Linked DNA regions of Homo sapiens: region 2 is linked to region 1. Evidence: read pairs that join two places in POLR2A ChIA-PET (ENCODE). Cell type or tissue: MCF 10A. All regions are shown on one strand. Links, peaks and the distances in the headings refer to the core of each region. The heading gives the core; the rest is flanking DNA.

Evidence for each region. Peaks named below come from ENCODE experiments on the same cell type or tissue, not always from the same donor. Only the 100,000 strongest peaks of a DNase experiment are listed, where the experiment ranks them.
Region 2: POLR2A ChIA-PET joins it to region 1 with 5 read pairs; 2 of 35 experiments call an interaction of 5 or more read pairs at or near these places.

Annotation. Positions count from the first base shown.
Region 1 is chr1:112,761,536-112,765,927 of GRCh38, forward strand. No RefSeq gene overlaps it. Among named protein-coding and RNA genes, the nearest start is that of NUTF2P4, 16 kb to the left of the region's middle. RefSeq lists an enhancer at 1,326-1,953. In MCF 10A, for the core only: no CTCF peak of the experiment used is centred there; a DNase peak (open chromatin) is centred at 1,746.
Region 2 is chr1:112,842,763-112,847,154 of GRCh38, forward strand. All of the region lies in intron 2 of LINC01356 (long intergenic non-protein coding RNA 1356), which reads right to left. Among named protein-coding and RNA genes, the nearest start is that of LINC01357, 4.9 kb to the right of the region's middle. RefSeq lists enhancers at 524-1,473, 2,782-3,416, 3,417-4,051. In MCF 10A, for the core only: no CTCF peak of the experiment used is centred there; no DNase peak of the experiment used is centred there.

The DNA.
Region 1 (4,392 bases), core at 1-4,000:
TAAGAGTCAAAACCTAAACAAAGTTGATACTATAGCATTTATCATAGGGTTTTGAAATTGTCCGTTTATTGTTTTTCTTCCCCAAAAGGCTGTAAACACATTTAGGCCAGGGGCTGTGCTTTATTTGCCACTTATTGCTCACTGTTATATCCCTACCCCTGAACTGAGGCTAGCATGTAGTAGTTACTCAATACATATTTGTCACAGGAAGGCATATTTATTTGATTATTTATTTGTTTATTCAACAAATAAAATGAATTCTTACTTTCACTCTACTTTCTGTTTCCTTTATAGACAAAGTCTTCTCCTATTAATGCGTGTTGAATCACTATCATGTTTTAAGAAGTATGCCCGGGGCTCTGTGTGTCTTTTTGAAGCCTATGTATTTGTGTGTGTGGTGAGTGCATGCACATGCACGCCAGTCTGTGGGTGATGTATGTGTCCGAGCCACAAGAACCCTTTCTCTAATACCAGCCACTTGGATAGATGCATTTCGTTTCTTCCATCCTAGGATTTCTGGAGAGGCAGCTTGGGAAGGCCAGGTGTGGATAACATGTGTAAAGTGCTTCTTCTTTCCCTACGTGAATTAAACAATCATGTCTGTTTTTTTCATCTCTGAAACATGACCTTCCCCAAGTCTAGAGTTGGATGAAACTATCTTTACTTAGACAAATTTAGTGTAACTGCTGCCAGCTGGTAGAAGTGGTACTTTGTGGTTTTTAAGGTTGCTGTTCCATGGGTGCTATAGGAGCTCTCCCCGGGCTGGGTGAGAGGCTGAAGGAAGTGGTTCAGCTCCACGTTTATCTTTGGCTGTTTTCTCTGCCATTTGACTGAAGCAATTTTCAGTGACGAATGAAGTGAATGGTTAAAGCTTATTTTTCAATCAAAATTCAATTCCTGCAAGTGGAAGAGGGAGGAGAGAGAGGGTGTAAATCATTGATCAAACTTATTTAAGCACCAAGATTCCCTTCTGCAGAAAATCCAATTACCTGACAGAGGAAAAGAGCTCCTTCTCTGGAAATCCATGAGGCTGGGTGCTCTTCACACTAACTGATCCTGTTAGGGCCCAGCTGCTGGCTGCACCGGAAGTCAGCTTGGCACAGCAGAAGGAACAGATTCACTTGGGACTGGAATCTGGTTCTGCCACTTGCCGGCTCTGTGACTTTAGGCAAGCGACTTCACATTCCTCAGCCAATTTCATCCGTGAAAAGGTAATTAATAATTCCTACTATACAGAATTAGTGTCATGATTTGAGAACAAGGTATGTAATAGCATCACATGTTGTAGGCAGGCTGTAGATAGCTCTTGTTTTCATGCTTCTGGCTTGGGAGCTGGGTGTGAGCACAGACCTCTGTGTGAGTGCTTGGAGGTAAATGCCCTGTGTGGGAGCTGAGCATGTGTGGCGTGGCTGCGTGTAAGTAGAGCTCTGAGAGTCTCTACTTACTGTGGTCTCTCTATGGATTAAGAAGCCTGCATTCTCCAGCATTCTTGGAAAGGTCTCCAGAAAAGCATCAGAGGAAATCTCTGAAGGAATTTCTCAGGGGTTGTCTGGGAACTGTGGGGGCATTCCATCCCTTTCCTGGAAGCAGCAACAGCTCTCAGGCCCCATCTCTGCGCCCCTCTCAATCCCTGGTGACTTGTTAAAAGACTTCAAAGGATAAACTTCAGACTAGAAATCTTACTTGCCATTCACATTTTTTAACATTGAGGACACAACCCTGAAGAACATGTCTGTGCATGTCAATTAGCCTCTAGAGAGGGAGAAAGGAGAGAATAGAAGAGTCACAGACACAGAGCTGTCGAGGGCCAGAAAAATGCTGCAGTGGCCAGCGCGGTGGCTCACGCCTGTAATCCCAACACTTCAGGAGGCTGAGGCGGGTGGATCACCTGAGGTCAGGAGTTGGAGACCAGCCTGGCCAACATTGTGAAACCCCATCTCTACTAAAAATACAATAATTAGCCAGACGTGGTGGCGCATGCCTGTAATTCTACCTACTCGGAAGGCGGAGACAGGAGAATTGCTTGAACCTGGGAGGCAGAGGTTGCAGTGAGCTGAGACCGCACCATTGCACTCCAGCCTGGGCGACAGAGCAAGACTCTGTCTCAAAAAAAAAAAAAAAAAAAATGCTGCAGGTACGCAGGGGGAAAGGGAGTTACTCCCTGAATTTTGTAAAGAGCAACCTCAAGGACACACATGACTCGTGAGGGTAAAAACGACTCAGGATCAACAACAAAAGGGCCTGATCTCAGAGGAGAGTCAGTAGGATGAGAGGTGGCGCTGGCTTGGGGTTTCCCTTTTTGAAGAGGCAAATGAAGTGGTCTGTGCTGGGCTGCCCCTGCACAAGGAGGACAGAGGCCTCACAAGATGGAATGCAGTAGGCACTGGGAATATGGGGTGGGACCTGAAAATAGCCGTCCAAGCTCTCACTCCAGTCTTTCATTTTTACAATTTCAATAGCTTTTAAGGTACAGTGGTTTTTAGTTACATGGATGAATTGTATTTTGGTGAAGCAGACTTCGGTTTTTAGTGCATCTATCACCTGAGTAGTGTACAGTGTTCCCAGTATGTGGTTTTTTTACCCCTCACCCACTTCCCATTCTCCCCATTCTGAGTATCCAAAGTCCATTATACCACTCTTTATGCCTTTGTGTATCCATAGCTTAGCTCCCACTTGTAAGTGAGAACATAAGGTATTTGCTTTTCCATTCCTGAGTTACTTCACTTAGAATAATGCCTCCAGCTTCATCCAAGTTTCTGCAAAAGACATTATTTGTTCTTCTTTATGGCGGACTAGTATTCCATGGTGTATATATACCATATTTTCTTTTTCTTTCTTTCTTTTTTTTGTTTTTTGTTTGTTTGTTTGTTTGAGACAGGGTCTCACTTTGCTGCCCAGGCTGGAGTGCAGTGGCATGATCTTGGCTCACTGCAGCCTCCGCCTTCTGGGTCCAAGTGATTCTCCCACCTCAGCCTCCCGAGTAGCTGGGACCACAGGTGTGCACCACCATGCCCAGCTAATTTTTGTATTTTTTGTAGAGACAGGGTTTTGCCATGCTGCCCAAGCTAGTCTTGAACTCCTGGACTCAAGTGATCCTCCTGCCTCAGCCTCTCAAAGTGCTGGGATTACAGGCATGAGCCACCATACCAAGCTCTACATTTTCATTACCCACTCATTGGTTCACCCCAATCTTTCTTTCCTGCACCCACTAACGCCCGTCACTTATATCTGAACTCTTATTTTATTAGGAAGCATAAAAAATGAATCTTTATTTAACACCATGTACATTTATAAATACTATCTTATGGCCAGGTGCAGTGGCTCACGTCTGTAATCCCAGCACTTTGAGAGACCGAGGCAGGCAGATCACTTGAGGTCAAGAGTTTGAGACCAGCCTGACCAACATGGTAAAACCCACTCTCCACTAAAAATACAAAAATTAGCCAGTCGTGGTGGTGGGCACCTGTAATCCCAGCTACTTGGGAGGCTGAGGCAGGAGAATCACTTGAATCCAGGAGATGGAGGTTGCAGTGAGCCGAGATCATGCCACTGCACTCCAGCCTGGGCAACAGAGTAAGACTCTGTCTCAAAAAAGAAAAAAGAACACTATGTTATTTATTTATTTGTTTATTTATTTATTTATTTTGAGACAGAGTTTTGCTCTGTCACCCAGGCTGGAGTGCAGCGGCACGATCTCAGCTCACTGCACCCTCCATCTCCTGGATTCAAGTGATTCTCCTGCCTCAGCCTCCCGAGTAGCTGGGATTACAGGTGCATGCCACCATGCCTGGCTAATTTTTGTATTTTTAGTAGAAACAGGGTTTTACCATGTTGGTCAGGCTAATCTCAAACTCCTGACCTCAAGTGATCTGCCCACCTCAGCTTCCCAAGAAAACTATGTTATTTAATTCTAACATTGTTCATAGGAAGTAGATACTTAGGAAATATTATCTCCACTTTATAGATAAGGAAACTTGAACATCAAAAGGTCACACCTGGTCTGTCTCCTGACAATGGATCAGCCTGCTTCCATCCTTTGGGTCTTGAAAGTCTGAGTTGTTGCTATCAAATTATTTCAATCTTCATTTTTTCCCCTGGTTACCAAGTAAATGCATGTTGTGGGAAGTCAGGGACCCCAAACGGAGGGACCGGCTGAAGCCATGGCAGAAGAACATGGACTGTGAAGATTTCATGGACATTTATTAGTTCCCCAAATTAATACTTTTATAATTTCTTATGCCTGTCTTTACTGCAGTCTCTAAACATAAATTGTGAAGATTTCATGGACACTTATCACTTCCCCAGTCAATACCCTTGTGATTTCCTATGCCTGTCTTTACTTTAATCTCTTAATCCTGTCATCTCGTAAGCCGAGGAGGATGTATGTTGCCT
Region 2 (4,392 bases), core at 194-4,193, 81 kb after region 1:
TGAGACCAGCCTAGCCAACATGGGGAAACCCCGTCTCTACTAAAAATACAAAAATTAGCCGGGCGTGGTGGCGCATGTCTGTAGTCCCAGCTACTCAGGAAGCTGAGGCAGGAGAATCACTTGAACCCAGGAGGTGGAGATTGCAGTGAGCCCAGATCGTGCCATTGCACCCCAGCCTGGTGACAGAGTGAGACTCCGTCTCAAAACAAAAACAAAAACATGCATCTCACACATGACCTTCTAAATCAATACTCTACACCCAGATCACATCTGTTTCAGTGGCATCATTACCATTTATGTGATGATTCGATCACCAGCTCAAATCACTGGCCAAACAAGAAGCTGGGAGCCATCCTTCTCTCATTTGCCTTCATGCCCCATATCTGACCAACATGAATAGCTCTTGAACCTATCCTCCTCTCCACTCTCACAACCACTACACCTGAGATCAGGTCGCCATTTCCTATAGTTTAATGTAACAGCTTCCTAGTTCATTTCCCTGTCTTCCACCTTTCTGTCTTCCCCTGATTATTTTGATTATTCATCAGAATGAGTAAGATTACGCCATGAAGTTCTTAGAAATACAATTTTCCACCCATTGCCACTCACTCATTGATGGAGCAGACAAACAGAGGTAATCAAAAGTCCTTGAGAGAATAAGCATCTTCCATTTCCCCTGCAAGAGTTATGATCCGTGTAGAAGCCATTTCAAAGTTTCCCCAATCTGGGGCCGGGCGCGGTAGCTCACACCTGTAATCCTAGCACTTTGGGAGACCGAGGCAGGCGAGTCACTTGAGGCCAGGAGTTGAGACCCGTCTGGCCAACATAGCAAAACCCCGTCTCTACTACAAATACAAAAAAGTAGCTGGGTGTGGTGGCATGCGCCTGTAATCCTGGCTACTTGGGAGGCTGAAGCAGGAGAATCCCTTGAACCCGGGAGGCGGAGGTTTTAGTGAGCCGAGATCATGCTGTTATACTTCAACCTGAGCAACAGAGTGAGACACTGTCTCAAAAAAAAAAACCAAAAAAAATTAAAAAAAATAAAAGCATATGAAACTGACAGTAGCTGGGTACAGTGGCTCACACCTGTAATTCCAGCACTTTGAGAGACCGAGACGGGCAGATTACCTGAGGTCAGGAATTGGAGACCAGCCTGGCCAACATGGTGAAACCCTGTCTCTACTAAAAATACAAAAATTAGCGGGGTATGGTGGCGGGCAGCTGTAATCCCAGCACTTTGGGAGGCCGAGGCAGGTGGATCACAAGGTCAGGAGATTGAGACTATCCTGGCTAACACGGTGAAACCTCGTCTTTACTAAAAATACAAAAAATTAGCCAGGCGTGGTGGCGGTCCCCTGTAGTCCCAGCTACTCCGGAGGCTGAGGCAGGAGAATGGCGTGAACCCGGGAGGGCGGAGCTTGCAGTGAGCCAAGATCGCGCCACTGCACTACAGCCTGGGCAACAGAGCGAGACTTTGTCTCCAAAAAAAAATAAAAGAGTGAAACTCCATCCCCCGCCCAAAAAAAATTATTACGTAATTGTTGCGCCTCCTCACTGTGTTCTAGAGTGCCTGATTTATTGAAATAATTTTAAAACCCGTTGCTGGGCGCTGTGGCTCACGCCTGTAATCCCAGCACTTTGGGAGGCCCAGGTGGGTGGATCATGAGGTGAGGAGATCCAGACCATTCTGGCTAACACGGTGAAACCCCATCTCTACTAAAAATACAAAAAATTAGCCGGGTGTTGGTGGTGGGCGCCTGTAGTACCAGCTACTCGGGAGGCTGAGGGCTGAGGCAGGAGAATGGCGTGAACCCGGGAGGCGGAGCTTGCAGTGAGCCGAGATCAGGCCACTGCACTCCAGCCTGGGTGACAAAGCAAGAAAGACTCCGTCTCAAAAAAAAAAAAAAAAAAAAAAAAACTATTATAGATTTAAATCTATTTTATTATTATTATTATTTTTTGAGACCAAGTCTCGCTCTGTCGCCCAAGCTGCAGTGCAGTGGCCTGATCTCCGCTCACTGCAACCTCTGCCTCCCGGGTTCAAGCGATTCTCCTGTCTCGCCCTCCCGAGTAGCTGGGACCACAGGCGCGTGCCATCACACCTGGCTGATGTTTTTTATTTTTAGTAGAGACAGGGTTTCACCATGTTAGCCAGGATGGTCTCGATCGCCTGACCTCGTGATCTGCCTGCCTCAGCCTCCCAAAGTGCTGGGATTACAGGCGTGAGCCACCGCGCCCGGCAGATTTAAATCTATTTTAAAACCAAATTTATAATGTATCCTGAATATCTAGAGAGACATTTATAACTAAAGATTAAAAATCAACTTATTTTTCAGGAATCAAAAAGTGGATTACATAAAGTCCTAATTTATACTACTCTTTTTTTTTTTTTTTTTTTTGAGATGGAGTCTGACTCTGTTGCCCAGCTGGAGTGCAGTGGTGTGATCTCGGCTCACTGCAACCTTTGCATCCCAGGTTCAAGTGATTCTCCTGCCTCAGGTTCCCGAGTAGCTGGGATTGCAGGCACTGGCCACTATGCCCAACTAATTTTTTGTATTTTTAGTAAAGATGGGGTTTCACGATGTTGGCCAGGCTGGTCTCAAACTCCTTACCTCAGGCTATCCACCCACCTCGGCCTCCCAAAGTGCTGAGATTACAGGTATGAGTCACCACACCTAGCCATAGTATTCTATTGTCTTTTAACATAACATCTCAGATTTACATTCAAGAGAACTAAATGTGTGTTAAAGTGACTCCCAAGTCTGTGGTCTTAAACTGTTTTGTCCCAAAAGAACTTTGGAATATATATATATCCCCTTACACATTGCTTACTAAATGTGCTGTTTAACAGTTGCAAAGATATAATTTCTGGCATATTGTATGTTGTGTTATAAGTGCTTTAAATATATCTTCATCAAAACCTTGGTGCTTTGCTCACTTGATTTATGGAAAAGTGCCACTTACTGGCCAGTCTTCAAAAGGTCTGAACTCATTTGCATTCAAAGCAGTGAGTTGATAAACATTTGTTATAACCATCACTCTTTCAAATTCTAAGCATGATAGAAGGCAGTCACATACATAAAAGGCAGAAGTTTGATGCTTAGGTGAAATTAGTTTGTCTCCTTCAATATTTTTCTCTCCAGAGCTATCTATTTTCTCCCCAAAGGTTTTGAACTGGAATGAGTGAGTTAGCCTTTCTTTTGTACCGAGAGATAAGATTTGTGTAATAGAGTTGGGAAAGAAGTCCTGAAGCACCCATTGTTTTTTTTTTTTTTTTTTTTTTTTTGTTGTTGTTGTTGTTGTTTGAGACGAGTCTCACTCTGTCACCAGGTTGGAGTGCAGTGCTGCAGTCTCGGCTCACTGCAACCTCCGCCTCCCGGGTTCAAGCAATTCTCCTGCCTCAGCCTTCTGAGTAGCTGAGACTACAGGCAAGTGCCACCACGGCCAGCTAATTTTGTATTTTTAGTAGAGACCAGGTTTCACCATGTTGGCCAGGATGGTCTCGATCTCTTGACTTCGTGATCTGCCCACCTCGGCCTCCCAAAGTGCTGGGATTACAGGCGTGAGCCACCGCGCCCGGCCCGGCGCTCTTATTTCAGGAGAGATCATTTTAAATTCAGGTTACATATGAAACTGAGGATTTGCAAAATAACTTTTGAAAACGATAGCAACGTTTGAAACTAAAAGTTACTTATGCTAGCATTTCTAAATGTTCCATTTGAATTATAGAAGCATAATATCAGTTTAAAGGAAACAATCTGAGTTCTAGAATTAAATAGAAATCCCCAGGGCATGCATGTTACATTTTTCTCTAAATTAAGAGTAAAAAAAAAATTAAAGTTTATTCATCTTAGACTATTTACATGAATGCTTAAATGCTGACAATATAAACCCTAGAATATAGTCATTAAAATAAAAATCACTTCCTTTACAGTACACTTACAATAACTGCAACGATCAATTTCTCTTTCCAAAGATTGTCAGTAAGTTGTTAATCTACTTCTCTGTTCTCTGTTTTTTGTTTTGTTTTGTTTTGTTTTTTTGAGACAGAGTCTTGCTCTGTCACCCAGGCTGGAGTGCAGTGGCGTGATCTCAGCTCACTGCAGCCTCTGTCTCACGGGTTCCAGTGATTCTTCTGCCTCAGCCTCCTGGGTAGCTGGGACTACAGGTGCATGCCACCATGACTCGCTAATTTTTGTATTTTTAGTAGAGACGTGGTTTCACCATGTTGGCCAGGCTGGTCTCGAACTCCTGACCTCAAGTGATCCACCTGCCTCAGCCTCCCAAAGTGCTGGGATTACAGGCGTGAGCCACCATGCCTGGCCCTGTTCTCTGTTTTCTTTCTTATTTTATTTATTTTTTGAGACGGAGTCGCCCAGGCTGGAGTCCGTG